Regions from separate parts of the Homo sapiens genome. Here region 2 is linked to region 1. Evidence: read pairs that join two places in POLR2A ChIA-PET (ENCODE). Cell type or tissue: Panc1. All regions are shown on one strand. Each heading gives the region's core, and the rest is flanking DNA. Links, peaks and the distances in the headings are about the cores only.

What was found. Peaks named below come from ENCODE experiments on the same cell type or tissue, not always from the same donor. Only the 100,000 strongest peaks of a DNase experiment are listed, where the experiment ranks them.
Region 2: POLR2A ChIA-PET joins it to region 1 with 10 read pairs; 4 of 35 experiments call an interaction of 5 or more read pairs at or near these places.

What each region holds. Positions count from the first base shown.
Region 1 is chr2:28,412,012-28,428,212 of GRCh38, forward strand. It overlaps FOSL2 (FOS like 2, AP-1 transcription factor subunit), which reads left to right. Exons shown (of 4, transcript NM_005253.4): 4 at 1-5,306. The coding sequence ends at 437. Among named protein-coding and RNA genes, the nearest start is that of FOSL2-AS1, 25 kb to the left of the region's middle. RefSeq lists enhancers at 1,030-1,634, 1,635-2,239. In Panc1, for the core only: no CTCF peak of the experiment used is centred there; no DNase peak of the experiment used is centred there.
Region 2 is chr2:27,707,846-27,724,046 of GRCh38, forward strand. LINC01460 (long intergenic non-protein coding RNA 1460) reads right to left here and starts at 7,887. Exons shown (of 2, transcript NR_135200.1): 1 at 7,739-7,887; 2 at 1-651. It overlaps LOC105374378 (a long non-coding RNA gene), which reads left to right and starts at 8,278. Exons shown (of 3, transcript NR_160725.1): 1 at 8,278-8,887; 2 at 9,002-9,173. RefSeq lists a silencer at 7,574-7,983 and enhancers at 8,177-8,691, 8,692-9,205. In Panc1, for the core only: no CTCF peak of the experiment used is centred there; a DNase peak (open chromatin) is centred at 9,443; H3K4me3 peaks cover 2,482 bases; H3K27ac peaks cover 477 bases.

The DNA of each region.
Region 1 (16,201 bases), core at 4,079-12,078:
TCATGTTGGTGGCTCACGGCCCAGTGTGCAAGATTAGCCCCGAGGAGCGCCGATCGCCCCCAGCCCCTGGGCTGCAGCCCATGCGCAGTGGGGGTGGCTCGGTGGGCGCTGTAGTGGTGAAACAGGAGCCCCTGGAAGAGGACAGCCCCTCGTCCTCGTCGGCGGGGCTGGACAAGGCCCAGCGCTCTGTCATCAAGCCCATCAGCATTGCTGGGGGCTTCTACGGTGAGGAGCCCCTGCACACCCCCATCGTGGTGACCTCCACACCTGCTGTCACTCCGGGCACCTCGAACCTCGTCTTCACCTATCCTAGCGTCCTGGAGCAGGAGTCACCCGCATCTCCCTCCGAATCCTGCTCCAAGGCTCACCGCAGAAGCAGTAGCAGCGGGGACCAATCATCAGACTCCTTGAACTCCCCCACTCTGCTGGCTCTGTAACCCAGTGCACCTCCCTCCCCAGCTCCGGAGGGGGTCCTCCTCGCTCCTCCTTCCCAGGGACCAGCACCTTCAAGCGCTCCAGGGCCGTGAGGGCAAGAGGGGGACCTGCCACCAGGGAGCTTCCTGGCTCTGGGGGACCCAGGTGGGACTTAGCAGTGAGTATTGGAAGACTTGGGTTGATCTCTTAGAAGCCATGGGACCTCCTCCCTCATTCATCTTGCAAGCAAATCCCATTTCTTGAAAAGCCTTGGAGAACTCGGTTTGGTAGACTTGGACATCTCTCTGGCTTCTGAAGAGCCTGAAGCTGGCCTGGACCATTCCTGTCCCTTTGTTACCATACTGTCTCTGGAGTGATGGTGTCCTTCCCTGCCCCACCACGCATGCTCAGTGCCTTTTGGTTTCACCTTCCCTCGACTTGACCCTTTCCTCCCCCAGCGTCAGTTTCACTCCCTCTTGGTTTTTATCAAATTTGCCATGACATTTCATCTGGGTGGTCTGAATATTAAAGCTCTTCATTTCTGGAGATGGGGCAGCAGGTGGCTCTTCTGCTGGGGCTGACTTGTCCAGAAGGGGACAAAGTGCAATACAGAGCCTTCCCTACCCTGACGCCTCCCAGTCATCATCTCCAGAACTCCCAGCGGGGCTCCCTGAGCTCTCAAGGAGATGCTGCCATCACTGGGAGGCTCAGAGGACCCTTCCTGCCCACCTTCGGAGACGGCTTCTGGAGGAACGGCTTGGCCAGAAGACAGGGTGTGAGTGAGACAGTGGGGCACAGGTTGGGTTTGCCAAACGCCTAATTACCAGGCCAGGAAGCATGCCAACAAAGCCACACGGGTGTCCTAGCCAGCTTCCCTTCACCTGGTGTCTTGAGTAGGGCGTCTCCTGTAATTACTGCCTTGCCATTCTGCCCCTGGACCCTTCTCTCCGGACCAGGGAGGCGTCCCTCCCTAGGAGCCACACATTATACTCCAAGTCCCTGCCGGGCTCCGCCTTTCCCCCACCCTGGCTCTCAGGGTGACGCCACCCACAGAGATTTAATGAGCGTGGGCCTGGACCTTCCCCAGATGCTGCCAGGCAGCCCCTCCCCAAGCCTCAAAGAAGCATTTGCTGAGGATGGAGAGGCAGGGGAGGGAGGCGGGAGGCCGTCACTGGAGTGGCGTCTGCAGCAGCTGCTGCCCCAGCACCCGCTCAGCCTGTCCTGGCTGCTCACCTCCCCGCAGGGCACCGGGCCTTTCCTGCCCTCTGTGGTCATCTGCCACCTGCTGGATCAAGTGCTTTCTCTTTTACACTCCCCTGTCCCCACCCCAGTGCACTCTTCTGGCCCAGGCAGCAAGCAAGCTGTGAACAGCTGGCCTGAGCTGTCGCTGTGGCTTGTGGCTCATGCGCCATTCCTGGTTGTCTGTTGAATCTTTCTGGCTGCTGGAATTGGAGATAGGATGTTTTGCTTCCCACTGCAGGAGAGCTGCCCCCTTTCACGGGGTTGGGGAAGGGTCCCCCTGGCCTCCAGCAGGAGCACAGCTCAGCAGGGTCCCTGCTGCCCACCCCTCTGAGCCTTTTCTCCCCAGGGTATGGCTCCTGCTGAGTTTCTTGTCCAGCAGGGCCTTGACAGGAATCCAGGGAGTAGCTCCTGGCCAGAACCAGCCTCTGCGGGGCTTGTGCTCTGCAAAGACTCTGCTGCTGGGGATTCAGCTCTAGAGGTCACAGTATCCTCGTTTGAAAGATAATTAAGATCCCCCGTGGAGAAAGCAGTGACACATTCACACAGCTGTTCCCTCGCATGTTATTTCATGAACATGACCTGTTTTCGTGCACTAGACACACAGAGTGGAACAGCCGTATGCTTAAAGTACATGGGCCAGTGGGACTGGAAGTGACCTGTACAAGTGATGCAGAAAGGAGGGTTTCAAAGAAAAAGGATTTTGTTTAAAATACTTTAAAAATGTTATTTCCTGCATCCCTTGGCTGTGATGCCCCTCTCCCGATTTCCCAGGGGCTCTGGGAGGGACCCTTCTAAGAAGATTGGGCAGTTGGGTTTCTGGCTTGAGATGAATCCAAGCAGCAGAATGAGCCAGGAGTAGCAGGAGATGGGCAAAGAAAACTGGGGTGCACTCAGCTCTCACAGGGGTAATCATCTCAAGTGGTATTTGTAGCCAAGTGGGAGCTATTTTCTTTTTTGTGCATATAGATATTTCTTAAATGAAGCTGCTTTCTTGTCTTTTATTTCTAAAAGCCCCCTTATACCCCACTTTGTGCAGCAAAGATCCCCGTGCAGGTCACAGCCTGATTTGTGGCCAGGCTGGACAAATTCCTGAGGCACAACTTGGCTTCAGTTCAGATTTCAAGCTGTGTTGGTGTTGGGACCAGCAGAAGGCAAACGTCCAGCCAACACACAGGACTGTAAGAGGACTCTGAGCTACGTGCCCTGTGAAGACCCCCAGGCTTTGTCATAGGAGGTCGTTCAGCTTCCCCAAAGTCAGAGGTGATTTGATTTGGGGAAGACTGAATATTCACACCTAAGTCGTGAGCATATCCTGAGTTTTACTTCCTTATGGCTTGCCCTCCAAGTTCTCTCTCTCATACACACACACACCCTTGCTCCAGAATCACCAGACACCTCCATGGCTCCAGCTATGGGAACAGCTGCATTGGGGCTGCCTTTCTGTTTGGCTTAGGAACTTCTGTGCTTCTTGTGGCTCCACTCGCGAGGCAGCTCGGAGGTGTGGACTCCGATTGGGCTGCAGGCAGCTCTGGGACGGCACAGGGCGGGCGCTCTGATCAGCTCGTGTAAAACACACCGTCTTCTTGGCCTCCTGGCCAGTCTTTCTGCGAATAGTCCTCTCCCTGGCCAGTTGAATGGGGGAAGCTGCTGGCACAGGAAGGAGAGGCGATCCCGGCTGAGGCTTAGGAAATTGCTGGAGCCGGCTCCAAGCAGATAATTCACTGGGGAGGTTTTCAGAGTCAAACATCATTCTGCCTGTGTTGGGGGCCAGGTGTGTCACACAAGCATCTCAAAGTCAAAAGCCATCTGGGGCTGCTGCTTCTGTTTCTCAGGCTCTGGGGAAAGGAATCTCCCTCTCCTCTCACTTGATTCCAAGTGTGGTTGAATTGTCTGGAGCACTGGGACTTTTTTTCTCTTTTCCTTGATGGACCAACAGTGCAAATGCAATCTCGCCATTTAACTTTCAGGTCGATTTCCTTTCCTGATCAGACATCTTTGTGCCCCCTTTAGGAAGGAAAAGAATACACCTACGATGTGCCAGGCACTGTGTTAGGCGCTTTTATATAGATCCTCGTTAGGATGAGACTAAGGGATGAGGACATCTCTTTATAAAAGGCCCCTAAGTAATGGATAAACAGAAACACTTAGAGGTGAGAAGGTCTGTCTTCAAGATCCAAGGTAAGATTGCCTTCAGTCTGATGTTTGTTCTCAAGGACTTATCCCCTACAATATTCTCCCACTCCATACTTCTCCTTCTACCCCACCATGTGCTCCCGTGCACTCCTCAGATGGTCAGAGGGGTAACCCAAGTCCTTAGAGAATTTGGGGACCAATAGAATATGTGATGTGTGAATTTTCTTTAAAAAACTTAAGGAGTCTTTGCTACCTTCTGCTTGTTGAGTTGTTTTGGCATTCATATTAAAAGCCAGCATCTCACTATTTATTGACAGGTTGGGCTGTGTGTGTGCGCATGTGTGTATACATTTCCAGGCGTGCCTGTGTCCTGTAGCTTTTTAAAAGGAAACCCAGTCATCCCACTATGAATCTGGCATCTTCTTATGCTTCTAGTGTTTTGGCCATACATCAACCAAGGGGTTTAATTTATCCAATGCTTGACGACATGTTCAGGAGGGGCTGGATCAAATTTTGAGAGGGTTATGGGAAAGGGAGGGGGAGAAGAAATTGACATTTATTTTATTATTTATTTTAAATGTTTACATCTTCTTTATGTTGTATCAAGCCTGAATAGAAACTGATAGCATTAAAATACTCCGTTCCTCTCTCTCTTCTCGCTTCCTTTTTTTTTTTTTTTTTAAATTTAGGATAACACATTTTTGTTTCTAAAGTGATTTGTGATTTGTGCTGTATAAACTGTATAAAAGGTTCTGTTTTTAAAGGTGGATTTTCATTCCTCTGGGGACAGTGGTCGCCAAGACATCTACATTGTAAGAGAACACAGTGGAAGATCCTGTCCTGATTCTCAAAAATTATTTTCTCTGTATGATTAAAAGTTTATTCCATTTATTTTAGTTTGTGTTTACTTGATTTTGAGGAAGAAAATATTTGACTTTGTGTAAAGAGTAGGGTATCAGGGTGTCTTTTCTGCCGTGGGAGATGTGTATATATATAGTATTTTGGTGTATAGTAGAAAATAAGCTTTGTGCATCTGTATTTGAGATATGTTAATGACGTGGAGTAAAGTCAGCTGTAAGACTCTGGAGGCAAACAAGTTGTATATGGTTCATATGGCTCTATGGGGAATTTAATTACCTTTCTGGGCACTTTTTTTTTTTTTTTTTTTTTAAGTAATGGTGAAATGGTCCCATTGGAGAGTCTCCTAAATAGACCTTCCAGGCAGAACCGCAAGCTCAAAATCTTTGTATAGTTTTGAAAATTGAGGAGTAGCTTTGTTTGGAAGCCTTTCTGGTGGTGGTTTTTGTTGTTGTTGTTGTTTTGTTGTTTTACTATATGTAATACAAGCCTACAGTATTTGCACTAAAGAAAGCTTGTTAGAAAAAGCTTGCTGCTATGGAAGAAAGAACATATTAAAACTTCTTTCCCTTGCGATTTTTTTGGGGGAGGGGGGTTAGCATTTCCACTTTCAGTTGAGTAGCATTTTGTAGAATAAAATGAATTAAGATTGAAGAGCCTCTGATGGTTGGTTTATTCTGTCTTCCCATCTCTCCTTTTTCTTCTCTTTTTCTTCTATTCCTCTCTACCTTTGGCCCTCATGGGTAAAGTTGGTTTTTCTGCTGGTGGGGTGGCAGGGGGGCTGGGGGAGCTGGGAACTTCCTTCTGCTTGCTTAGAACCTCTTTCTGCAAAGCTGTGAGGTGGGCTTCTGGGAGGGCATCGGGGCATGTCTACCGCCCCGTCTCATTCTTCTTTTCCCTTTTGACCCCTTCCCAATCCCTCCTGATCCTGTTTCCTTCTCAGGGCCTAATTCTCAGCCAGCTGCCAACTCTTGCCAAGCTGTGAGCCAATAAAAGTATAAGGTGCTATCCCTTCCTTGGGGTATTTTGTTTGAACAGGTTGACTCTGGAAACCCAGAAATCTTCAAAGAACCAATTAAATGTATGGCTAAGGTTGTCAGGGTGGTTGGATGAGATCACGAGCAGGAAAGGGCTCAGAAAACCGTGCAAATATGTTGGGTGATCACATCTCTAGACTTCTGTTTTTGAAAAGTCACAGGCTGTTAGGTGTTGAGCACTTAAAAGTGTCATCTCAGGCCCCCATTATCCTGTAGACCAGGAATCCCAGGGTGATTGGGGAACATCTGCTCTGGGGTACTCTTTCCTTGTAGTGCGAATGATAGGGACGAAACCCTGTCATGAGTTAAGGCCCATGGTGGCTGGCAGCTGGCTGAGACTTAGCCCTAGAAATTATACCACTTGCTCCAATATGCTTTATTATTTTATTTTATTTTGAGATAAGATTTCATTCTATCACCCAGGGTGGCATGCAGTGGCACAGCCATGGCTCACTGCAGCCTTGACCTCTCCGGCTCAGGTGATCCTCCCACCTCAGCCTTCCAAGTAACTGGGACTACAGGCATCTGCCACCATGCCTGGCTAATTTTTGTATTTTTTGTCGAGATAGGGTTTCACCATGTTGCCCAGGCGCTTCTTGAACTCCTGGACTCAAGCAGTCCTCCTGCCTCAGTCTCTCAAAGTGCTGGGATCACAGGCATCAGCCACCATGCCTGGCCTCCCACATGCTTTAGACAAGCTCAGTGTATAGGCCTCATTCTCTGGAGACACCAAGAGCACTGAGCTGGGAGTCACAGGGACCCTAAATCCTAGGCCTGCCCCCAATACTCACTGGCTATTGAGGTTTGGAGAGAGCCATTTAACCTCTCTGACCCTTAGTTTCCTCATCAGTAAAGGAGCAGGGTCATGATAATATTATATTATATATGTAAAATATATAAGTAAACAGGAGGGATAACAATATGCCTTCCTTTTCCTTTTTTATTTTATATATAATATATAATATAGAAGAGTACCTACTTAAGAAGAATAACAATATGCCTTCCTTTTCCTTTTTTTTTTTTTTTTTTTTTTGAGATGGAGTTTCACTCTGTTGCCCAGGCTGGAGTGCTGTGGCATGATCTTGGCTCACTGCAACCTCTGCCACTTGGGTTCAACTGATTCTCCTGCCTCAGCCTCCCAAGTAGCTGGGATTACAGATGTGCACCACTACACCTGGGTAACTTTTGTAATTTTAGTAGAGACGGGGTTTCCCCATGTTGGCCAGGCTGGTCTCGAACTCCTGACCTGAAGTGATCCACCCGACTCAGCCTCCCAAAGTGCTGGGTTTACAGGCGTGAGCCACCGCACATGGCCTCGTTTTCCTTTTATGTGAGCCAGGGGCATTAGGGAACAGGGCCACTCAGAGTCGTAGCATTGGGCCTTGTAATGACCTCTTCTGCCTGAGTAGACAAGGAACCAGAAGGAATCTGGAGGGTTTCAGTGCTACCTGTACTTTCTTGAGTAACTGGTATGTTTCCTTGTGGTATAAATGCCAAGGAGGCAGATGCTCGGGAGGTCCACATCCAGCTTCTCTGAGCTTTGGGGATTATGTTGTCAAGAGAGACACATGTGCTCATGCTTTGATGCTTGGCTGTCATGCCTAGGCCCTTCCATAACATTGTTCATCTTCAAAATCCACTGTTTATTTAAATTCCCACCTCTTCACCTATAGGGCAATTAGAGAGGTTGATGGCTGCCAGGGGCTTATTAGATGGAGTCAGAAGCTTCTCTGAGCAGCTGTAAATGCTTTCAAAGCATCCAGACAGTTTTTCAGTTTCTTATGGAGAAAAAAAGTAAGGGGCGACCTCTACTGGGTTCTCAACCTAAGACGGTCTGTTGGGGGAATGTTGCAGTCACCTGTCATTCTAGGCTGCCTCGGCCCAAACCAGTTCAGTGACCTGGGGTAATGGTTAACTCTTGATGACATTTCCAACAAATTTGCAGTTTTGAGGATTAAGCACAATCTGCTTCCCCAGGAAAGCTGTCTTGGTGAGGGATCCCTGGGACCATCCCCTTTTGCTGGACCTAGAGTTCCCCAAGTGAACACAACCCAGTCTCCAGGCTTTCTGTGTTCATTAGGCCTGCCACTATGTAAGGGAAAAGGAATTTCTCCTGGAGCTGATATTTTCCAACATGTTGAGCAACGAGACCATGTATGTGTGAGGGCATATGAAAAGAGGTGACGGGCTCAAGTCAGAGGGAAACTTAAGTAGTTGAAATCATAGACCTTTGTGACAGTGTTGATGGAGGCAACTTGATTAAGGTGAAGCCACTGGGCTCTGGGCTCCAGTGCCATGTTTGAAATGAAGAGTGCGATTTTCCTTTTGGCCTGTGTGTTTAAAGGGTGAATGGGATACTTGTACATGGGTAGCTCAGCCCCTGCTGGCCACAGGGCCCTGCCAGGCCCTCACACAGGTCTGATGGCCTTCAGGGCCAACTGTGTACCTGGTCTAGGATGCTGTTCTTACACCTGATGAGACAACTAAAGGACTGTTTCCTGAGACACTGTGAGCTGTTAGGACAAGTCCATCCAGTCTTCTTTGTTTTTTTTGTTTTTTCGGGTTTTTTTTTTTGAGACAGAGTTTTGCTCTTGTTGCCTAGGCTAGCGTGCCGTGGTGTGATCTTGGCTTATTGCAACCTCTGCCTCCCGGGTTCAAGCTATTCTCCTGCCTCAGCCTCCCAAGTAGCTGGGATTACAGGCGCCCACCACCACGCCCAGCTAATTTTTTGTATTTTTAGTAGAGACGGAGTTTCGTCATGTTGTCCAGGCTGGTCTCGAACTCCTGACCTCAGGTGATCCACTCGTCTCGGCCTCCCAAAATGCTGGGATTATAGGCGTGAGCCATTGCACCCAACCCATCCAGTCTTTGCAGTCAGCTTCTGCCTTTGCCAAACCTTCCTGGAGTGGAGAGGGGACTATACCCCATGACTGCCCATTGGGCAGATCCTCCTCCTCCTCGTCCATTAGGCCCCTCATGAGTAGAGGCCACAGTGAAGTGCATCCGTAGTCTATCCATAGCCTGTGAGTTGTTGTCCCTGGAAAGTTCCACTCACTTGAAGAAAAAAAATAGAACCTTCTTCAGGCTCCACCTCTGGAAGTGGGAAGTCCTTAACCAAACTAAACACCTTCACAAGTCCTTCTGTAAGCCCAAGGGGAAAACAAACCAAAACACAAACACTCCGCAGTGGCCTGGACTGCAGTGGCATTCGGCTGAATGTCTCTGAGGGCACTGTGAGGACAGGGCCCTGGTTAGACACGGGGGACCCCCCTTCTTTCTCCAAAGGCAAAGTACAGGCTGCTGTGGGGCCTTCAGATCTGCTGCTATTTCAGAGCATAACGCTGCCTTGTCCCTCAGGACCTTTGGAAACTATTCAGTATTATATAGGTGACATATCTTTGTTTTGTGGTGGAATTCATATAGAAGAAAATGAACCATTTTAGAGTGAACAATTCAGTGGCATTTATTACCTTCACGATGTTGTATAATACAACTACCACCTCTGTCTAGTTGCAAAATATTTTCATCACCCAGAAAGAAAACCCCAAACCCATTAAGCTACTACTCCCCAGTCCTCCCTCCCCAACCCCTGACAACCACCAATCTGCTTTCTGTCTCTATGGATTTATATTTAGGTAGTATTTCTGAGAATCCCAGTGACTCTATTTTCTGAACTAAAAAAGAATCATGAAACATTAGCACAGAAAATAAACTAATAGAGACTAGTGGTACTGTTTCCCCTTTATTTCCATACTTCGTAACCTTTTCATGTGCCTTTATATAAATGGTCTCATTCAGTAACCCAAGAGACAAATGTTGCTGGATGTGTTGGAAAATCTCAACTCCATTAGAAATTCTCTCTTTTTTTTTTTCTTTTTATTTTATTTATTTTTGAGATGGAGTCTCGCTCTATTGTTTGGGTAGAGTGCAGCGGCACAATCTTGGCTCACTGCAACCTCTGCCTCCCGGGTTCATGTGATTCTTCTGCCTCAGCCTCCCAAGTAGCTGGGACTACAGGCATGCACCACCAAGCCCAGCTAATTTTTGTATTTTTAGTAAAGATGGGGTTTCACCATGTTGGCCAGGCTGGTCTCGAACTCCTGATCTGTAGTGATCCACCTGCCTCGGCCTCCCAAAGTGCTGGGATTACAGGGGTTAGCTACTGCACCCGGCCAGAAATTCCTTTTTTCTTACACAGTGGTGTGTCTGTTCCACTGGCAAGTACAGTTACTACCTTGATCCAGTGCAAATGGCATGCATTTGTTTCTCAAAGATGGAATAAATCTGAAAAGACAGACTACATTCACTGATAAAAACAGACACCTTGTGTTTTAAACATAAGAGAACCGCATTTAAAAAAATTAGTGTGCAGTTGGAGACTGTCACCATTATATTCTTACAGGGATGAGGGAGAAAATATTCATTAAAAAATATTTTTGTGTTCCTACTAAGTGCATGACACCGCCAAAGGCACTCTTGGGACACAGTTCTATAAGACACTGTTGATGCCAGTGTTAGAAATGAGGTGTCTCTTTATTTCACAGCCAAATGTTTTCACTGGAAATAGCAATGAACTAAAAACTAGAAGCTGCCCTCAAGGAGGTTGCAATCTGGTTGGAGTGGAAGGAGAAGGAGCACAGACATTTTGGCCTGTGGCAGGTGGGGGGATTTCAGAGACAATTCCATGGAGGAGAGGATCCTAAATTGGAGCCTGAAAGTGGGATGGCTATGGGTAAGATGGAGTGGAGCCGGGCACGGTGGCTCACACCTGTAATCCCAGCACTTCAGGAGGCCCAAGGCAGGTGGATCACTTGAGGCCAGGAGTTCAAGACCAGCCTGGGTAACACGACAAGACCTCGTCTCTATAAAAACTTAAAAAATTAGCTGGGCATGGTTGCATACACCTGTGATCCCAGCTACTCAGGAGGCTGAGGTGGGAGGACCGCTTGAGCCCAGGAGGTGGAGGCTGCAGTGAATTGTGATAATGCCACTGCATTCCAGCCTGGACAGCAAAGTGAGACCCTGCCTCAAAAAAAAAAAAAAAAAAAAAAATGGATAAAGAAGAGAGCAAGCGTGCCTGGCCAAGGGAACAATCTAACACAAGGGGAAGAGAACATGGGTTGGCTTTGGGGGCTGTGCAGGAGGCCTGGATGTCCTGAGCATGGGCTGATTGGGGATGTTGGAAATTTAAGCTGCCAACCTAAGGCAGGCTTGAACCTTTCTATAGTCAGTCTATCAACGCCTTTTATTGAGTGCCTATTTGTGCTAGGCACTGTTCTCGGCTCCAGGAAGACAGAGGGGACAAGGAAGCCTTAGGGCCCCCACCCCCACCCCAGGCCATTGTCCTGGCTACTGGCCATTGTAGAATAAGTAATTACAGGTTCACGAGTGTCTCACAGAGATGTATAAGGCACCATGGGGGCAGGTACCAAGGGGACTTTCCCTAGTCTGGGGGATGGTTAGAAAGGGCTTTCCAGAATCAGTGGCATTTAAACAGACCCCAAAAGTAAGAAGAAATGAGAGATTTATTTCTAGGTATTGGAAGCTGCAAATGGGGCAGCTGCATGGCGGAGGGGTGACACAGCCGCAGTCCCACTCTAGAGAGGTTATTGCTGCAGGTGTGCAGGAAAGGTGGGCGGGGGGAGGAAGGAGGCCCCGCAAGAGTCCGCACTAGCAGTGATGTCAGAAGGACGTTCCTGGGGAAGCCGAGTCTGAGAGGTCTGGTTCCAGGAATAAAAACTGGGAGGCAAGAGGAGGAGCTGGGTCGGGGGCAGGAGGCCCAGGTCCTGAGTTCGGTTTTAGGCATTTAATGCCAGGAGCTGGAGGACGTGCAGATGGGTGCCACCATCACGTCATGTTTCCACCCTGCCCTGGTCCTGAGCCCTCTGTGTTTTCCCGGCCAGTGTTCTCTTGTTCCCCAGAGGGGCTCCCCTCTTCTCAGGCCCCCCAGCCCCCTCACTTTCTACAGACGATGTCACCTTCCACCTCACAGAAAATGGAGGCCATCAGAGGGCATCTCCTCCATCTCCCATCGCTGCCATCTGTCTCCCACCTTCCCTCCTTCTCCTGATTTGACAGAGAAGGGCCCCTCCTGCCCCCAAGCCCCTTCCTTTGCCCAGCTCTGGGTACCCACCGTGCTCCTTCTTCTCAGGGACCCTCTTCCACCAGCTTCCTCCTATTCTTATTTTGTGGTTGACGTCAGTCTTTTCAAGGGCCCTTTCCCATCAGCATTAAATGTGATCAAGTATCATCCATCTTAAACATGACAAAAACCGACCTTGGCCCCACTCGCATTTCAGCTTCACAGCTGAGAGTCTTGTGAAGTTATGTTTACTTACTGCATCCACTTCCTCACTGCCACTCTTCTGTCAGCCCGCTGAAGTCTGGCTTCCCCTCTCTGCCCTGAGCCTCTGTACTTCCTTGTGACAAAATCTTACACAGACACATCTCAGCCCTTATCATCTTTGATTACTGCCCAGCATTTGGCACTGCTAACCACTTTTTCTGTGAAATGCCTTTTTCTGTTTTTAACTTTCCTCTCCCTGTCCTTGACTCTCATCTCTTGCTCAGTCCTCATATCAATGCAGACACCCCCAAGTCCTGTCTGCTCCCCGTGTGAATGTTCTATCCTGCCCCACTGCCTCCATCCTAGTATAAGCCCCTCTCATCTCTCATCCAGACAACCACAGTCATCTCCAGTCCCCACTTTGCAGCCAAAACAAACTGATATGAGTGTTCACAGCCTGCTATTTCCTGCTGCTGCTGCAGGTTCTGGGTCCCTAAAACCAAACTGATTACTTCAGGCTCCTACTCCAAGCCTATTGGAGAGGTACTTCCGTTAGGATTCCATGCAGCCGCCTGTGCCTGAAAACCCAAATCAACAGAACCTTGAACATACAAGGTTTTCTTCTCTTATCTGAAAGTCTGGAGCCAGAGGTTGGGGGAAAAATTTGCTCTCTGGGAATAATTATTTTGTTCATTGTCTGTGTCTCTGGGCTCTTCCTTCTGGGAGGTTCTTCCTGGTTCACTAACCTCCATGGCCACCCTCGATATGGGCATTGGTGAGTGGGCTCCCCGGGTATTCACAGCCTACTTCTTGCTGCGGCAGGTTCTGGGGCCCCTGGATTGTTTTAGGATTTAACTGTTAAGGTTATGACAGACCATACTCACTGCTTTTTAAAAAAAATTTTATACATTTTCTTTAAAAGCTTGGTAGGTTTTCAATCTATTTGCTTCTAGTCAGTTTCTTAAGCAAAAACCACAGCTAAAGATCTAGCGTAGACATCATTTTCACACCACATGGGAACCCAGGGTGGCTTGAGAAGGTTAAGTTCAAACCCTCTCTGTGACTAACCACACCAAACCACCAAGTTTACTTTGATGTGAAGACCTCTGGATAGATATTCAAGGAAATCTCTTCCCAGGGACCTAAAAGGACCACCTGTTCCTCTCTCTTCTAAGGCATCTTCACCCTCTGGGACTTCCAATGGAAGATAGAAGATTAGGACGCATATCTGACTTCCTTCCCACCTGCTTTCTCTCTGGCCTCCTCCTTGCCATCCTTTGGACTAAAGGTCAGGGGTTTCTCTTCTATTCTTTTCTTTAGGTAAAGCCCCATGATTAATTCTGTCAGGGCTTCTTGATATCTTAAAGAGGGAGCTAAAGACAACAGAACATCTTTTTTCTTTTAAAAATAATGTCTTTTGAGACTATTGTCTGGCTGAAAAATCTTATTTTGGAGGTCAGAAGCTATTCATTATCTTCCTCTCCATTTTTTTCTTTGATAATCCTAGTCCCTTTCCCCAAGGAAGCAGATGTTTGAGCTGAGCAGGAAGAAGGTCACATGCACAGAAATGCAAAAGAGAAATGCAATTAATCCTATTTTTCAAAATAGGGTCCTGTTTACATCATCAAGGACTTCCTATTTTGCTTAGGGTAAGTCCAAAATGTGTAATAGGGTCGTTCTGGTCTGAGCCCTACTTATCGCCCCAGCCTCATCCGATCAGTCTCCCAGCCTCACACTCTTCACCGCAACTACCCTGGACTTCTCTCACTTCCTTCACCACAGGTTGCTCAGGACGTTCCCAAAAGCTTCAGTGTTGGCCAACTCCTGTTCATCTCCCAAGTTTTGATTTCAAAGTCCCTCCTGGTCTTGAGAAGGATTTTCTTGACTCATAGCATCCCTCAGAGCACCTTGCATCCTTATGATTAATTCATTAATTTTTTTATGGTTATTTTTGATTAAACACCTCTGTTTTCCAGTAGAACACCAATAGCAGGAGTGCAAGAATGACGTTCTGTCTGCTGGGAGCCTCGTTAGGTCATCATTATCCCTAGCCTGGATTAGACAGATGTGTTTCTAAAACGTACATCTGCGCAAAACCCTTCAGTGGTCCCTCTTTTTACTCAGGTCGCTCTTTTTACTCAGTCAAACTCCTTTATGTCGCTTCCAAGGCCCTGCATGATCTGGCCCCAACTTCTTCTGTCCTTACCCCCCATCTTCTTCAACCTTCATCTAGACCGAAATACCACTCAGTGTAATAAAAGGGCTGACCCTCTTGCCTACAAGTCTCCAGATATGCTCTACCCATTTTTTCTGGTAGAGACAACTCCTATTAATTCTTCAGCTCTTGGCTGATAGATTGCCTGCTTGATTCATTAACTTGTTCACTCATCCCCGTTCTAGTTGCCAGGAACTACCCTGAGTGCTGAGGAACAGTGAACAAGACAGACCCGGCCTGCCCTCCCCCGCCCCGCATCTGTCTCCTCCGTGTTGTCTTCCCTCACCAGCCTCACCTCCAGGCTGAATTAGTTGTCTCTCCTCTGGGTCCCCTGGCTCTCTGTAAAACTGCTAGTGTTGCCTTATCACAGTTTTAATGACACTTAACCTGTCTCTCCCCGCTGCTAGCCTATGGGCTATTTGTTGAATGCATCTATGACTCCTCAAAGTACTCTGCTAAGGGTAATTAAAAGGAATAGGATGTTATGAATTAGATGAAAAATAAAAATCAAACACTATTGGAATTAACTGTTTTTTTCCTTCAAAGCAACTGATGACATTGATATGAAATTGGAAATATTTAACCGTTTGCAAATTCTTTTTATGCTAATAGAGCCAACATTTCAACAGCTATTACTTCACTTTTTATTTGTGTAATGAGAAAATTTAGAATTAAAAATGTACAAAATTGAAAAAAAAAAAAAGGAATAGGAGGCTGAGTATGGTGGCTCATGCCTGTGATCCCAGCACATTGGGAGGCAGAGGCAGGAGGATCACTTGAGGCCAAGAATTCGAGACCAGCCTGGGCAACATGGCGAAACTCAGTCTCTACAAAAAACAAGTTTTAAAAATTAGTTGGCCGTAGTGGTGCATGCTGTAGTCCCAGCTACTCAGGAGGCTGAGGTGGGAGTGTCACTTGAGCCTGGGAGGTTGAGGCTGCAGTGAGCTACGGTCACGTCACTGCACTCCAGCCTGGGCAACAGAGTGAGTCCCTTTTTCAAAAAATAAAAAAGAGAAATAGGAAATAGCATAGAATGGAGGAGCTGAGCCACAGGTGCTGCTGGTGGGCGCACAGGGCAAGGTGGACAAGGGACGGGGAGGGAGACAAAGGCAGAAGAGGTCCCTTCTCCTCCTCCTTCCTCAGGGAGTAATGGAAAATAACTTGGACCCAGACACAAAAGGCCACATGTTGTATGATTCCATTTATTCCATTACCAGACTGGGTAAACCCAAAGAGACAGAACACAGATTGGTGGCTGTCCGGGGCTAGGAAGAGGGCGAAAAGCGACACTGGCTGCTTAACAGGGATGGGGTTTCTCTTTGGAGTGATGAGAGTGTTGGAACTAGATAAAAGTGGTAGCTGCACAGCGTCGTGAATGTGCTAAATGCCACTGAATTGTTCACTTTAAAATGGTCAATTTCGTTGTTTTTTATTTATTTTGTGGAGATGGGCTTTCTCCATGTTGGCCAGGCTGGTCTCGAACTCCTGGCCTCATGTCATTCACCCACCTTGGTCTCCCAAAGTGCTGGGATTACAGGCATGAGCCACCATGCCTGGCCTAAAATGGTTAATTTTTATGTTATGTGAATTTCGCATCAAAAAGAGACAAAGAAAGAGCTTGGATCTGGAGAGAGGGGAGCGCCATGGGGGCCTTTTCCTCTCCTAGTCCCTGATGACGTTCCAGTGACTCCTCAGATTCTGGGGCTGGCCGGGTCTCTTCTGACTAGAAAGAGGGCCTTGCAGAGCCACCCGGGTCCTCTCTTGGCACAGGTAAGCTTGGACAACTGGACATTGGCCCCTGCGCATGCCAGGGCACTGCAAGAGCATCGCAAGCTTCTCAGACACAGGACCTGGATGGATGACAGTCTTTCCTTCATGGAGCAGAAGAAGGATGCCTCAGGAAGCTTCTGCACCAAGAATGAGGCCTCAAAAGCAAGGGTCAGGAAATGTGGGAGTGTTTGTAAGGGCATGGGATTGGCTTGTCTAGCTGAGGGGACAGTGTGGTCAAACAGAAAC
Region 2 (16,201 bases), core at 2,966-10,965, 710 kb before region 1:
TACTGGAGAAATCGAGGCAGGAAATCCCACTGAAATCCTTTTGGTTCCCAAGGCAGGAGAATAAAAAAACACAGCAAAGGATAAGCCAAAATTCTGCCCCAGAACTGGCCTGGAACCTGTCTCCCACCCTGGCTGCCCCGCCCTTCAGCTCCAAGAGCAAACCATTTATTTTCTATGATTTTTAAAAATTGGCTCATCTCATAAATGTTCCAGAGTCGGAACAAGCTGTGCCATGGCGAAACAAAAACTGCTGAACAAATAAACAAGGCAGGCTGTGAGGCTGGGGAAAGTGCTAGATGTGGGCCCCCAACCAGGTCCATGGGTTTTGGCAAGTCTGTTGAGTCTGGGCCTCTGTTTCTTCCTCTCTAATCGGAGGGGTGGGAGAATGGGATTTTTGGGGTCCCTTCCAGTTCTGTGATCTAAACAAGTTGCACAGAGAGGGGAAGAATGTAGAGCTGCCAGTTCAGAAGCCTCCTTCCCTTCCACTGCATGGTGAGGCTAAGAGCTGGGAGCGGAGTACATCTCCTCGTAGGCAAACATTGAAACCAGACATCAGCCATTTGCTTGTTCACTCATCTGACACTGAGTATCCAGTGCTGGGTGCTCTGCTGCCCCTTCCGTCAAGGAACACACACGGAATTATGAGGTGGTCTAGCAAAGGAGAGAAGGGACGGACAGTTCCTTGCATACACCGAGCCCTTGCCCACCCCGGGGCCTTTGTTCCTGCTGTTCCACCACCTACATTGTCAGCCTCTCCCTCCTTCTTGTTCTTCAGGGTCAGCTTAAATGTTATTTCCTTGGAAGGCTTTCCCTGACCACCCTGTATAGGGCAGGGCCGCCCCCCACCCCCATCTCTCCCCATCTCTACCGCCACACTCCATTCCCCTCACAGAATTTATACTGTTTGGAATTATGCCTGCCTGCTTATTTAGTCATTTATTTTCCATCTTCTGACTAGAAGATAAGCTACGTGAGAGTAAGAATTCTGTTGGTATTTATCACTTCTGGGCAATTGGCAGCATATACTTGGAGAGTATGTGAATAATTTTTTGGCAGGTGCCAGGGTTTTTACATAGACTACCTCATTTAAGTCTCCTTAACATCCCTAAGAGAGAGACACTGTATTATTATCTTCCTTTTAGGGTGAGGAGACAGAAGCCTGGGGATGAAATATCTTACAGTTGGGAGCCTGGATTTGAACCTGTGTCTAAGTCAGGGCTCTTTCTACTTCGCCATGGTGTGGGGGCAGAGGACGCCAGGCTCTGGGCATGGCGCTTTGGCTCTGTTTTTCTTTTTTACTTTTTACTTTGAAATAATGTTAATTTACTGAAAAACTGCAAGTCTGGCGCATAGAACTCCTTCACTCAGGTTCACCAAATGTTAAACTTTGCTACATTTTAATATTCTCTCTGAGTGTGTACATACCTGTTTATACTTATTTTCTTTTGTTGAACCTTTTGAGAGTAAGTTGCAGACACTATTCCTTTTACCCTTAAATACTTTCCCAAGAACACAGACATTCTATTACATAATCAGGGAATTTAACATAGATATAATAGTTATTTTATTTTATTTTTAGAGACAGGGTCTTGCTTTGTCACCCAGGCAGGAGTGTAGCAGTGTGATCATAGCTCACTGTGGCCTCAAACTCCTCCTGGGCAATCAAGCAATTCTCCTGCCTCAGCCTGCCGAGTAGCTGGAACTGTAGGTGCACACCACCGTGCCTGGCTAATTTAAAAAATTTTTTTTGTGGAGACAGGGTCATGCTTTATTGCCCAGGCTGGTCTCAAACTCCTGGCTTCAAGCAATCCACCCACCTTGACCTCCCAAAGTGCTGGGATTACAAGACTGAACTCTGTTTAAAACTATTTTTTAATATGTACTCAATATTAAACTTTATTGAATTCTCCAAATAATGTCCTTAATAGAGATTTGTTTCTCGCCCAGAATCCAATCCAGATCATACATTCCACATAGTCACTGTGTTTCTTTAATTTTTAATTTAGAAGAGTTCCTCAGCCTTTCTTTGTCTTTCATGATATTGATATTTTTCAAGAGTATAGGCCAGTTGTTTTATAGAATGCCCTTCAATTTGGGCTAGTCTGATGTGTGCTGATAATTAGACCCAGGTTAAGCATTTGCTGGCAGGAATCTCACAGAAGTGATGCCGGGGCCTCAGTACATCATATCAGGAGCCACGTGATGTCTGTTTGTCCCAGGCCTGGTGATGTTAACTTTGATCTCATGTTTAAGGAGATACTTGCCAAGTTTCTCCACTGAAAAGTTATTATTTTTTCCTTTTGTAATTAATAAGTAATTGGGGGAGAGGGTAAATATTTAAGCCTATGACTATCTTGTCCATATCAAACTTGCATCCTTTGATGATTCTTGACTGGATCAATTATTACTATGACAGTTGCAAAATAGAGTTTTTGTTTTGTTTTGTTTTTATAGAGAGAGAGGACCTCACTCTGTTGCTCGGGCTGGAGTGGCGCGATCATAGCTCACTGTAACCTCAAAACTCCTGGGCCCAAATGATCCTCCCGCCTCATCCTCCCAAAGCGCTGGGATTATAAGTGTAAGCCACCACACCTGGCCCTAAATCAAGATCTTGGTTCTGATTTTCAGGCTGGTATCTCTATTCCAAGATGATAGGGTGGAATGGAAGGGTGGATGGAGCAGGAGATCTAATTATGCACAATTTGTTTCTCAAATGGCTATTGAGGTGGAAGGTGACTGCTATTGACTTTCTGACCTTACTTACTAAGTAAAAATCTGGAGAATCAGATGGGATTTTACATGATAAAAGGTATTAATTCCTAATGGAATGATTTCCATTTACCTACCCAGCACTTACTAAATCTCAAACATCACATCAGCCATTTAGCGCACATGATTTTACTCAGTCCTCATAACAACTCTATGAGAGCGTATTGTCTCCAATTTATAGATGAGGAAACTAAGACTCAGAAAGGTTAAGGCACGCGCCTAAAGTCACACAGCTGGGAAGTGTAAGACTCAATTCAAATCAAGATCTGCTGGGTTCCAAAGCGCTTTCACTGTTTTCAGTGGGAAGGAGCTCTGGGTGGCAGTCAGCCTTGATGCACATTCCAGGCAATGCCAGTTTTCAACTATTCATCAGCTTAGAAATGAGGTATGCTCCAAAAGTGGATGTTAAACCTGGGTGTCCGAGTCTTGCAAAAGGCTGGTGAGGTCCTCAGTATAGTTATCTATGGCACCAGCCAGGTGGTCCTTAACTTATAGATAACTCTGCTATGTGAGCAGCGCCCTGGCTGGGAGATCCTCTTGGGTCACCCTGCTGTTGACTCCTTCAGCTCAGGTGGCAGAGCCATCCCCAGACATTGACTCATCAGATCCCCTTGCCCAGTATTGCTACATCTCCTGTGCTTAGAAAGGCAGGAAACTGAACTCTGGTATTTTAGAAAGCCTCTCAACAATAACCTTGATTAAAAGGGGATTTTCCAGTTAACGCTGGAGAATTTCAGTTAACCAAAGAGTTATTGTATTCTAGTTCTCTGAAATGTAGTAATCCACATACAGTGTGTATTTATGGTAATTCTCATTCACCAGAAAATTCAATTAAACAGGATTTCCCCACCATTTAGAATAAGCCACAGAACCACAGAATTACCAAGTTAAAAAAAAAAAGGCCTTGGGGATCATTTAATGGGATCCTTCATTGTACAGATGAGGAAACTGAGGTCCCAGAGAAAGGATATAACTTATTGAAGATTATTTAGCTCATTACTGGTATAACCAGAACTAGAAACTCCCAATCCAAACTGCTTTCTGCCACCTAAGAATTATTACAAAGCAGGAAATCTTTATATCCAGGGTTACCTGCAGGCTGAACTTAGCCTGCAGCAGTATTTTGTTTGGTTTGCACAGTATTTTAGAAGTTGAGAAATTTAATCTAAAATCCAAATTTGGTATTTATTTAAAAAAAAAATTGGAAACTCTGAACACACCGGGCCTGATATCCATAAAGGGGGCCTAAGTAGTAACAACTGCTCTAGACTGGGGACCTGGGGTCTAGACGCCACGTCCTGCCACTCCCTATCATTGTGCACCTGCCTTGCCTCACCCATGTCATGACCTGCCTGGCCCCTGCAGGCATTGGAATTTGGGCTCTCTGCTTCTGGGTGAAGGGCACTCCTCGGTTAATTTAAAAGAGCTCAAGTGAGCCAGATTGAAAAATAGTGGAGACCATGAGGAATCAGAAGCACTTGTGTTAAGTGCCAGGTTGTAGCACCGGGGTCCCAGCTGGCCCTGAGCAAGCTCAGATCAGGGGCTGGGAAAGACCTCTAGGAGCTTCTCATTTGGGTAAAAAATGTGAAAAGTTAAATAACCATAGGAGGCATGTCACTTGGCAAGATTGGAGGAATTGGCAGAGTGAATGGAACAGGCAAGATGTGCTAACGCTGCTCAAAGGGTCTATGTTCAAAGGAAGTCTCTAATGGAGGTGGGTCTTGGTTCAGATGTCAACCCATTTTAGAGGATGGAGAGACTATGGGCAGAGAAAACAGCCACGAAGCTACTGGGAACGTTGGAGCTGAGGGCTAGCAATAGATGACTACAGATGGGAAAAGGAAGGAAGAGTTGGATACCAGAGCAAGACCCCAAGGGAGGCATGCACAGGGTTTGGTGCCTACATGCAGGTAGAAGAGGAAAGGAGAAGAGTCAAAGTTGATGAAAGCTTTGTGCCTGGGTGAGAATGGTCATGTACCAAACAGAAAAGGGAAACCAGCTGGGAAAGCTGCTTTGTGGGAAGATGAGGAACTCATTTTTAGATATGTTGAGTTTGAGATGACAACAGGGCTTAAGTTTAGAGTTGTCCAATGGGCAGCTGAAATTGGGACTGGGAGTCAAGAGGTCAGAGCTGGTAACCTAGAGGAGACAACTGGAACCACCAAAAGCAATGAGGTCCCTCTCCCAGAGGCAGAAGGCCAGGAATAGGGAACTGAGGGCAGCATGATAAACACTGGATAATAGGCACCCTTGAAAAAAAAAAACTCAGGGCTGGGCATGATGGCTCACACGTGTAATCCCAGCACTTTGGGAGGCCAAGGCGGGCAGATCACTTGAGGTCAGGAGTTCGAGACCAGCCTGGCTAACATGGCAAAACCCCGTCTCTACTAAAAATACAAAAATTAGCCGGGAGTGGTTGTGTATGCTTGTAATCCCAGCTACTTGGGAGGCTGAGGGGCAGGAGAATCACTTGAACATGGGAGGTGGAGGCTGCAGTGAGCTGTGCCACTGCTCTTCAGCCTGGGAGACAGAGCAGGACTCCATCTTACAAAAAAAAAAAAAAAAAAAAAAAGCTCAGGAAAGGAAGAGGAGCCAGCACTAGAGAAGGAGCAATCAGAGGGGCAGGAAGAGAACCAAGCTGGAGTAAAACTGCAGACATCTCCCAAGGCAGGCAGAAGGCATTAGGACAGTAACCAGAGGGCACGCCAGAGAAAATAGAAGCTCTAATAAAGACGGAGGAAGGCGAATTTGCAGGTGGTAGGGACGGAGTCCGTGGGGTGGATGAGACTGTGGAACCCTTTTTAACACCTGTGGGAAAAGGGGCTGTGGACTGAAGACCAGGCTGGCCTCCAAGGCTGACTCCCAAGCTAGCTGCTCTGCATTTGCCTAGGGATGGGCTCTTGACTGCTCACTCATTATTCTGGAGATAGGATGGCTCATCTCACATCACTTCCTTATTTTGGACTCAGTTTACCCATCTTTATTTTTTATTTATTTATTTTTTTGAGATAAGTCTCGCTGTGTCACCCAGGCTGGACTGCAGTTGTGCCATCTTGGCTCACTGCAACCTCCATCTCCTGGCTTCAAGCAATTCTCGTGTCTCAGCCTCCTGAGTAGCTGGTATTACAGGCATGTTCCATCACGCCTGGCTAATTTTTGTATTTTTAGTAGAGACGGGGTTTCACCATGTTGGCCAGGCTGTTCTCGAACTCCTGACCTCAAGTGATCCACCCGCCTTGGCCTCCCAAAGTGCTGGGATTACAGGCGTGAGCCACTGTGCCCAGTCATAGTTTACCCATCTTTAGTTTAAAAAATGACCACAGGCCGGGCACGGTGGCTCACGCCTGTAATCCCAGCACTTTGGGAGGCCGAGGTGGGTGGATCACAAAGTCAGGAGATCGAGACCATCCTGGCTAACACAGTGAAACCCCGTTTTTCTACTAAAAATACAAAAATTAGCCAGGCGTGGTGGCGGGCGCTTGTAGTCCCAGCTACTCCAAAGCCTGAGGCAGGAGAATGGCATGGACCCGGGAGGCGGAGCTTGCAGTGAGCCGGGATCAAGCCACTGCCCTCCAGCCTGGGCAACAGAGTGAGACTTCGGTCTCAAAATAAATAAATAAATAAACAAAATAAATATAAATAAATAAATAAATAAAAACGACCACAAAACTTTATTGGATGCTGCCCACCATGAGGGGCAACAGACAAGTGTGAGTTACTCAAAAAAAGTAAACTAGGCCTTCTCCTTTGACAGGGAGGTGCATTTGAAAGGTGCCTCCCTGTGCACTGACTCACTTAGTCTTGTGAGGGAAGCTTTATTACAATTCCCCATTGCACAGATGAAGTTGGGGCTCAGGGAGGCCAAGGGAATGAAACTACTAAGTATGTAATTGGAACCCAAGTCTCCTGGAATCCAAATGCAGTGTCCTTTCGCTACCAGATGCCAGCAGGACCCAGGTAATGAACTAGGCCAGAGACCTGAAGAGCAGGCCAGCTACCAATGTGACCTCTATCTGCCCACTTGGGGGTGAGATCCTTACCCATACAAAGACAGTTTTAAAATTGATTAAATGTAATGAGGCCGGGGCTGGGGCAGGCTGGCTCACGCCTGTAATCCCAGCACTTTGGGAGGCTGAGGAGGGCGGATAGCTTGAGGTCAGGAGTTTTGAGACCAGCCTGGCCAATATGGTGAAATCCCATCTGTACCAAAAATGTAAAAATTAGCTGGGTGTGTTGGCGCAGGCCTGTAGTCCCAGCCACTCGGGAGGCTGAGGCAGGAGAATCGCTTGAACCCGGGAGGCGGAGGTTGCAGTGAGCGGAGATTGCGCCACTGCACTCCAGACTGGACGACAGAGCAAGACTCTGTCTCAAAAAACAACAAACAAACAAACAAAAGTAAAGAGGCCGATAGAGGGAGAGGAGACCGAGACGTAGGGAGCAGTGAGTCGGTTTGGGATGAGACTGGCAGGAGCAGGCAGATACAGTATTCGACCTCGGAGCTGGGCTTTTAGCCTGGGGTCCTGGCGCCCCTAGAGTGTCAGGAGGTGAGGGCCTGAAGCTACAGGCAGAATCCCAGTGTCTGTGTGGGCCGTGGGCTTGCTCTGGACACTCTGGGGACAGGATGCAAGGCCGTCATCAGATTCTCAAAGGGGCCCGTGTCCAGAAAAAAAACGTGTTAAACCTCCGATATGGAAGCATCTGCAGTCCCCTGCCCGGACCGGGGACACCATGGTGCAATGTATCCCTGTCCCCGTCACTTTTTCTAAATCTTTGCCTAGAAATCCCTCGTGCTGGACTCTTTCACCCTGCACGGGGGAGAAGCCCTCCTCCCGGGAGCCTGTTTGGGGGGCAGGCCTGGCCGAGTGGCTCCGTGAAGACGCAGGCGCGGCCGGAGGGCGCGGGGCTCGGGCAGGATCGCGCCGCCGGGCCGGGAGGGGGCTGCGGGCGCGCGGCGGATGTCACGGCTTACCTCAGAGCCCAAATTAGAAGGCTGAAAAAATCACAGCAGGAAATAATGTGCTGCCTAAAATAGAAGCATCAACTGGGAGAGAGGCCGGGGAGTAGGTGGCATCTGAGGCTCCCGCCGCGTCCTCCCCAGCGGCTGCCTGACGCTGCATCGGAGGCGCGTGGGTGGCGCCCGGCCAGAGGGGCCCAGAGGCCGGGGCGGCCCGGGGCGGGAGGAGGCGAGAGCAGGGCACCCTCCCTCCGCCCCCTCCCCCCTCCCCACACCCCTTCCCTCTTCCTCTCTTTCCCTCCCCTACGGCCCCCACCTCCCCCCACCCCGACCCGCTCCCCCGACACCTGGGCTGGTCCTCCCGGATCCACTCCTCTCCCACACTCCCTCACCTCCCCCCTCCCTCCCCCTGCCCACGCCCCACATACCTGGGCTCCTGCCCCTTCCACCCCTCTCTGCTCCCTCCCTGCCCCCTTCCCTTCCTCCCCTCCCCTTTATCTCACCTTCACCCCCTTTCCTCCTACACCCCTTCCGTGTCCCCACCCCCTGCCCTCAGTCCTCCTTCCTCCTCTTCCCCACATCCCACCTCTCCTTTCCCCCTCCTTGTAGGCCCTCTTTCTCCTCAGCCCCCCTCCCCCCGCCTTTAGTCTCCTACCTCCCCTACAGCCTCCTGCCCCCGCCTCCTCACAGCCCCCTACTTACCCTACTGCCTCCCTCCTGGGGCCCTTTCCTCCCCAAGGGCCCCTCTGTTTTCTCCCATTCCAGCCCCTGACCAGGCCCTGCTCCTCTGCTGGGGTCGGCCCCGCACAGTAAGCTGCCTGGGAGCCCTCATTGCCTTCCTGGGCAACCCGGCCAAAGGCCCCCCGAGCAGCTGCAGCCCTGGAGGTCAGCCTCACCCTGGCAGACCGCAGGGGCCCCTCCTCACCGCCGACCTCTGCACCTTCACCCGTTTGCCTGGTGTCTGAGGAAGGGCCCGCAGGAAGAGCATTCCTTTCCCAGGGTCTTCCTCAGGAGGGATGAGAGGAAGCAAAAGCTTGGTCTGCAAACGGGCTGGTCCTCCCGACGGCCACATCCGCAGGAATGACCCTCAGAGGGGCTCCCCAACTGGCTGGGAGATTCGTCCAGCTGGGCGCTCTGCTACACAGCCCCGTCAAGGGCAAACAGGCATGTACTTAAATGATAAGGGGCGGCCCTTACAGAGCGTGTATATGTGCATATTAGCTCCTTCAAGCCTCACAGCTCCGTAAGCTAGGCACTGTTATTATCCCCATATTATAGATGACAAAACTGAGACACAAAAGATGAATCAGCTTGGCAGTGTTCACAGAGCCAGCGTGTGGAAAAGCCAGAATCCAGACCCAGACCCGAACTGCAGCGTCCCGGCTCTTACCCCTAACCAGCCAGTGCCTCTCAGCTTAGTGCTCTTCCACCCGGCTTTTCTTTCTAAAAAGTGAGTTTCGTCTTTGTTGTTTGTTTGTTTTTGTTTTTTTCTGAAAGTAAGCATGAAGCATTACAGGTGCTTGGAGATTTTCAGTTTTTAAAAATCTGATATTTTTACTTCTCTGGGTGTTTCCCCTGCCAGCTGTTGCTCTCCTGAAAACCGTCTCGCTCATTTTTGCCGGTTCCCAGTGCTGTGCGTCCTCATCGCATTGGTTCGTGCTCCAGGGCCCTGCCCACGCACATATGTGCTGCACTCCTTCCCTCCTGCCTCCTGCCTCTGTGTTGCCCTGGGGCTAACAGCTTATGACTTGCCAAACAGAATCATAAGGAGAGGTGTGTGGCTGATGTGGCATCACGCAGGCTTGGAAAGGCCACTTGTTATTGGGATAAGCAGTAGGAAATAGTGGCTGAGATTGTGAGTAGGGGAGTAGAGGCCTCCACAGACTAAAAGAAATGTCAGAATAAAATAATAATATAGCTAATATTCATGAATACTTACTAAATGCAAGGCTTTGTGCTAAGTATTTTCCAGGAATTATTTCACTTAAGTGACATAATAACCCTATGACATTGATATCATCAGCATTTGACAGAAAACTCAGGGTCATGTAAGGTTTAGAGCTGAGATTCTGATGCACTTAACCAGCATGTTCACTGCAAACGAAAATTGGTGTGCTGGTTTCTGTGTTTGTCTCCAAAATGGAAATATCTTTGTCATTTGGCAAACTATAAAAGTAATAGGTGTTCATTGTGAAAGATGAAAACAACACAGAAGTATATATAGTAAAATATAGAAGTCTTTCTCTGATAAGCCCCCTCTTCATAGACTTTAATACATATGTACATTTTAAGATACCTGATATCATACCATCATATTCTTCAGTGGATATCCTGACATGGCAGGGCACACCTGATGATTATTTCCAGAATTCTAGCGATGGAATTGGTGGGTCAGAAGGTATAAACATTTTGGTCACATGTTGAAATGGAGAAGTTATTGTTCTATTTAAAGCCATCATATACTGTTGCCCAGGTTGGACCGCAGTGGCGTGATCTTGACTCACTGCAACCTCCCCGTCCTGGGTTCAAGCAATTCTCCTGCCTCAGCCTCCCGAGTAGCTGGGATTACAGGCACATGTCACCTAATTTTTGTATTTTTAATAGAGACAGGGTTTCACCATGTTGGCCAGGATGGTCTCAAACTCCTGATCTCAAGCGATCTGCCCACCTTGGCCTCCCAAAGTGCTGGGATTACAGGCGTGAGCCACTGTACTCAGCTTAATTAGTACAGTCTTAAGGCAATTTGTTAACATGTACCAAGAGACTTTAAAATGTTCCCACCTTTTACTTCATAGCAATTCCATTTATGGAAGTCTCTCTACCCCAGGGAAATAAATAAATGAAAACAGCAATATTTAGCATTATGATAGCCATATTTGGGGCATCGCTTAAATGTCCTCCAATAAGGAAATGGTTAAGTAAGTCATGAAAAAAATTAAGAACATTTCCTTGCTGGAATATTATATAGTGATTAAAATGATGGTTACAAAGTGCAAAAATGTGGTGGAAGTTCTTAGAACATAAAGTCAAATTTAAAAAGTAATATACAAAATTATATATATTGTATGATTACAGCTGTGTGAACAGAATTTGTAAAGGAATAGTAGCAAAATGATATCAATGGTTATGTTAGTATATTGAGATTAATGTGGTTTTTCTTTTTTTTTTTTTTTTTTCTGAGACAGAGTCTTGCTCTGTCACCCAGACTGGAGTGCATTGGTGCAATATCAGCTCACTGCAACCTCCACCTCCTGGGTTTAAGAGATTCAGCTGCCTCAGCCTCCTGAGTAGCTTGGACTACAGGTGCATGCCACCACGCCCAGCTAATTTTTGTATTTTTAGTAGAGATGGGGTTTCACCATGTTGGCCAGTCTGGTCTTGAACTCCTGACCTCAGGTGATCCGCCTGCCTTGGCCTCCCAAAGTGCTGGGATTACAGGCATGAGCCATAGCACCCGGCTGTTTTTCTTTTTTATTCTCCAATGTGGTTTGTTTATTTGTTTACTTGTTTGTTTATTTATTTATTTATTTATTTTTATTTTTGGGACAGAGTCTCACTCTGTCGCCCAGGCTGGAGTGCAGTGGTGCGATCTCGGCTCACTGCAACCTCCGCCTTCCAGGTTCAAGTGATTCTCCTGCCTCAGCCTCCCGAGTAGCTGGGATTACAGGCACCCGCAACCACACCCAGCTAATTTTTTGTATCTTTAGTAGAGACAGGAGTTCACCATCTTGGCCAGGCTGGTCTCGAACTCCTGACCTCATGATCTGCCCACTCGGCCTCCCAAAGTGCTGGGATTACAGGTGTGAGCCACCATACCCGGCCTCTAATGTGGTTTATTTTTGTAGTAAAAATTATATTTACTTAAGGACTAGAAAACAGATGGAAATTATCAGAAGACTCTGCTTCATTTTTCCTCTCTGGATTTGAGTTTCTACTCCTAAGAAACGAAGCACTGAGCCTGGAATTAGATAACTTCGAAGTTATCCCAGTTTTGATATTGCAAATTTTCGTATATAATCCGGTGGCTCTGCTGCTGATTCAAAGCCAAAATTCAGTCTTCACATTGAAAACAGATCAGACCGGAACCTGTTCTGTGACCATTAGCTTAGGCTATTCCTACATATGTCAAAGTAGCCACATTAATTGGAAGAAAAAGGAAACAATGTTGTCTGAATCTGTGTAGATGCACCTTTAGGCTTGATGTTTCCAGTGGGAAGTAGAGGGTACCAGGCTTGGGAGTCCTGGGACCAGATGTTTACAGCAGTGATTTCTTGACCCATCCCACTATGAGGGGTTGTGTCCCTCATTCCCTCCTCTATCAGCCCGGATACTGATGGTGTGTGAGGCTCTCCCATGGCCATGCCTTGCTCCCTCTGCAGTGACAAGGCATGGTTGGAGACTGTGTTTCCTTTGCTGGCTGGAGAGCTCTTTGAAGGCAAGGACTGGGTTTTTATTCCAGTACCTGAACAGTGAATGAATGAATGAATGAATGAGTGAGTGTGAGCATAAAGAAAGCCTGTTACATGGGAGACTCAGTAGGATTTCACTGAACCTGTGAAGTAAGTAAGGCTAGCAATCAGAAGCATGTTGTGAGGTCACTGGTCTGTAGGTGTGTGTGTGTGTGTGTGTGTGTATGTGTGTGTTTGTGTGTGCAGGGAAGGGGCAAGGCTGGAAGAACGCCGCTGTGCTGGCACAGCCTTCGTCAGAGCCCTGAAAGGGGCTGAGTGGGCTCTGACTCAGCTCTATGACTCATTCACTGTATTGCTGTCTCCATCCTCTGGGCACATCCTCTGGACCATTTCTGCTCAGCCTCAAGTGGAGGAGGTGAGATTTGGGCCGGTACCTCCGGATGACTCACCTGGCTAAGCTGGAAGGAAGGGGCCGAAGCCCCACCATCCTGCACCCCCTTGTCACTACCCCTGTCTCCCTAGGGGTTCTCGTGCAGACACAGACTTCACAAGTAGGTTATGGCTGCTCCAGTAATGAATGACGCTCTCCATCCCAACCCAAAGCATTACCCCCCAATCACGCTTCCCGGCTCAAATGCCACAGTTTCCCCAGTCCCCTCACATGGTTGTCCCCTGTGCTTCTTGTGGGCCTCTGAGGTCAGCTGATAAGGAAGTTTACAAGGCTCTCCCAGACCATTGGTCATTTTATTCTTCTTCATCTCTTACAAACCTTTTTCAGTTTACAAAATAGTTTTACATCCCCTTTCTCATTTGATTCTCTCCCAGACCCTAGGAAGCCTGGTAGGAAGGCGAATATCCCCATTCTTCAGGGATGGACGTTGGAGCTCCACTAATCCTTTCACTAGTAAAGGAAAGGAAGTGAAGGGCATTGAGGGGACACGGAATGTTGGGAAGGGCAGGCTGGGCAGGGACAGTGGAACAGTGGGCTGGGGGCATTTAGTGGGACAGTGGGCTGGAGAATAGGGACAGCACTGGCCAGTTGGTGACATGACAAGAAATATGTCTGTATGAGAGCAGAAGACAGATAAGGTCTTTTGACTTTATCCCAAGACCAAGAGGAAGCCATGGAAGGGTCTTATGCAGTGGAACGCCATGGTCAGACTGGATTTTAGAAACCCACCCCTGGGTGTGATGTGGGCAGGGAACTGGGGCAGGGCAAGCTGGGGGCTGCCTCTGTTATTCAGAGAAGAGCTGGCAGAGTCCGCCTGTGGGCAGTGGTAGAGGGGGTGGGACAGGGACAGAAAGACTCCTGGGAGGGTGTCCAGTAGGCACATGAAAATAGGGGTCTGAGGCTGTTTCCCCTGAAGAAGTGGTGTATATTTATTCTACTGTAAAGGAGGACGGAGTGCTAAGTGGGTTGCCATCCACTTATAGATGTGACTGGAGCCAGGCAGTGGGTGAGATGACTCAGGGAAAAGGGAGGGTCACCAGGGATGCCAACCCTTAAGAGCCGAGCAAAGGCCAGTGCAGGCCCTGCCACAACACCCCGCGGGAAGGGCATTTGTAATGTGAAAGCACTTCGCCACCATGACCTCCTTTGATGCGGACAAGGCCCTGTGAAGGTGACAGGTGACTCACCTCACAGACACTCAAGGGTGAAATCTAAGGGGACTGCTGGCTTTTCCCTCTGCCGCGTTCCCTTTCCTCTTTCCACCCATGCTGGGCTGCTGGGGTCACCACCTGGCACCACCTGGAGCAGGAAGCGTCCTCTTGCGAGAGTGCCCAGAACCTCCAGTGGGGTGTGGCTGTGGGCTGTGGGAAGGGGCTGGGTCCCCCGAGCCCTTTTGGCCCTGGAGGGTCTGGAGGGTTTCCAGATAAAATATGAGATGTCCAGTTAAACTTGAATTTCAGATAAATTACAAATAATGTTTGGTATAAGTATATCTCAAATATTCCATGGGACATATTTATATTTTAAAAGTACTTGATGCTTATCTGAAATTCACATCTAAGTGGCATGTCTGTCTTGTATTTTTATTTGCTAAATTTGGCAACCCACAAGGGGTGCCTCACTACTCCTGCACACCAGGGCCTTGGGGATTTTCCTTTGTCTGAGACCACAGTGAGAAACAGCCTCTTACCCCACACTTGCCCTGGGTCCTTGTGTGGGGCTCAGGGTTGTGTGGGGAGACAAGCTCTGTCCCTGATGGCCTTCCAGCTTCTGTCTCAGCCCAGCAGACGTCTAACCTGAGTTTCTATGGCCTTCCACATGCCAATGGCTCCCCACCTGGACAGGTGAATAGCTGCTGCCTCTGATCATGTGACCCAAGAATGGAGGGGACCAGGGCTCCCCTTCTCTAGCCAGCAGCATCTGCCAGGGTGTCATGTCCAGGCCCTTTAGATAGCCCAGGAGCCTGCAGCCCTCAGTCAGCAAGAGCTTACCCAGGGCAGCCTGGGCTAAGGGGTATGGAGGAAAAGGCACCTGCTCTGCCTTGGGTCTAGGCAACGAAGGTGTGGATATTTGTTGTTTGTTCAGTGGCCTACTGTTAGGAAACAGTAGCCCCACAGCTTTGCAGAGCCTGACAAAGGCAAGAAACTGTCACATGTCTGCCCTCATTTGTAGTTTTTTCTTGTTGTTGCTGTTGTTTTGAGAAGGAGTCTCACTCTGTCACCCAGGCTGGAGTGCAGTGGCATGATCTCAGCTCACTGCAACCTCCACTTCCTGGGTTCAAATGATTCTCCTGCCTCAGCCTCCCAAATAGCTGGGATTACAGGTGTGCACCACCATGCCCGGCTAATTTTTGTATTTTTAGTAGAGATAGGGCTTCACCATGTTGGCCAGGCTGGTCTTGAACTCCTGGTCTCAAGTGATCTACCCACCTCAGCCTCTCAAAGTGCTGGGATTACAGGTCTGAGCCACCGTGCCCAGCTAATTTTTGTTTTATTATTATTATTATTATTATTTTGGAGATGGAGTCTCACTCTGTTGCCCAGACTGGAGTGCAGTGGCATGATCTTAGCCCCCTTCAACCTCTGCATCCCAGGTTCAAGTGATTCTCCTGCCTCAGCCTCCCAAGTAGCTGGGATTACAGGTGTCCGCCACCACGCCTGGCTAATTTTTGTATTTTGGTAGAGGCAGGGTTTCACCCTGTTGACCAGGCTGGTCTTGAACTCCTGACCTCAAGTGATCTGCCCGCCTCTGCCTCCCAAAGTGCTGAGATTACAGTTGTGAGCCACCACGTCCGGCCATCTGCCCTTATTTAATCCTCACCATATTGTTGTCAGGTGAACAGGGATGGCGTTTTCAGCTGTTTCCTACCCCCTTTATGATGAGTGAACTGAGGCTGAGAGAGGTGAAGCTTTGCTCGTAGTCACATATCCTAACCCATGTGAACGTTGGGGCTTCAACCCTAGCTCAGAGAAAAGTGATCAAGGATGCTGAACTCCAAGGAGCCCGGGAGTTGTGCTCCAGATGAAGTTCCTCCACTTTCACAGTAGGGGGCGAGCCTGAAGCTTTGCTTGAAGAACTGGGATGAAAAGTCCACAGTCCTGCCCTGGCCACAGGCAAAAGACAAGGCTGGCAGCTCCCACTGTGGCGCTGGGAGAGCTTCCTCTCTCTACTCCGGCCCACACATGGAGTGGGCTGTGGAGTCCTGATGAGAACCTGCTGGGGCAGCAGGTCAGGGCGCTGCACATACTCTGGGTGGGGAGGAAACCTGCAATAACCGAGAAGGCGGCTCCAGAAGCTCAGGGACCTCTCAGTTCCCCGGAGGGAACCAAGGCTTTAGTGCTGGGCACAGAGTGGGTCAGCCACACCAGAGTCTCTGTGAATGTTAAGCCAGACTTTGGAGAAGGGAGACACAGAGGTGGGTGTGGCAGAGACTGCAGATGTAAAGAGTTCTATGTGTTTATTCCACAAATATTTTCTGAGCATCCACTGTGTGCCAGACACTGTTGTAGACATCAGGGATACAGCAGTGAATAAAGCAAATATGTGCATACAGGTGTCTCATAGACAACTCGCTTGTGAGTCAGCTCATTTGTGAGTTGATTCTTTTGACCCCAGGCA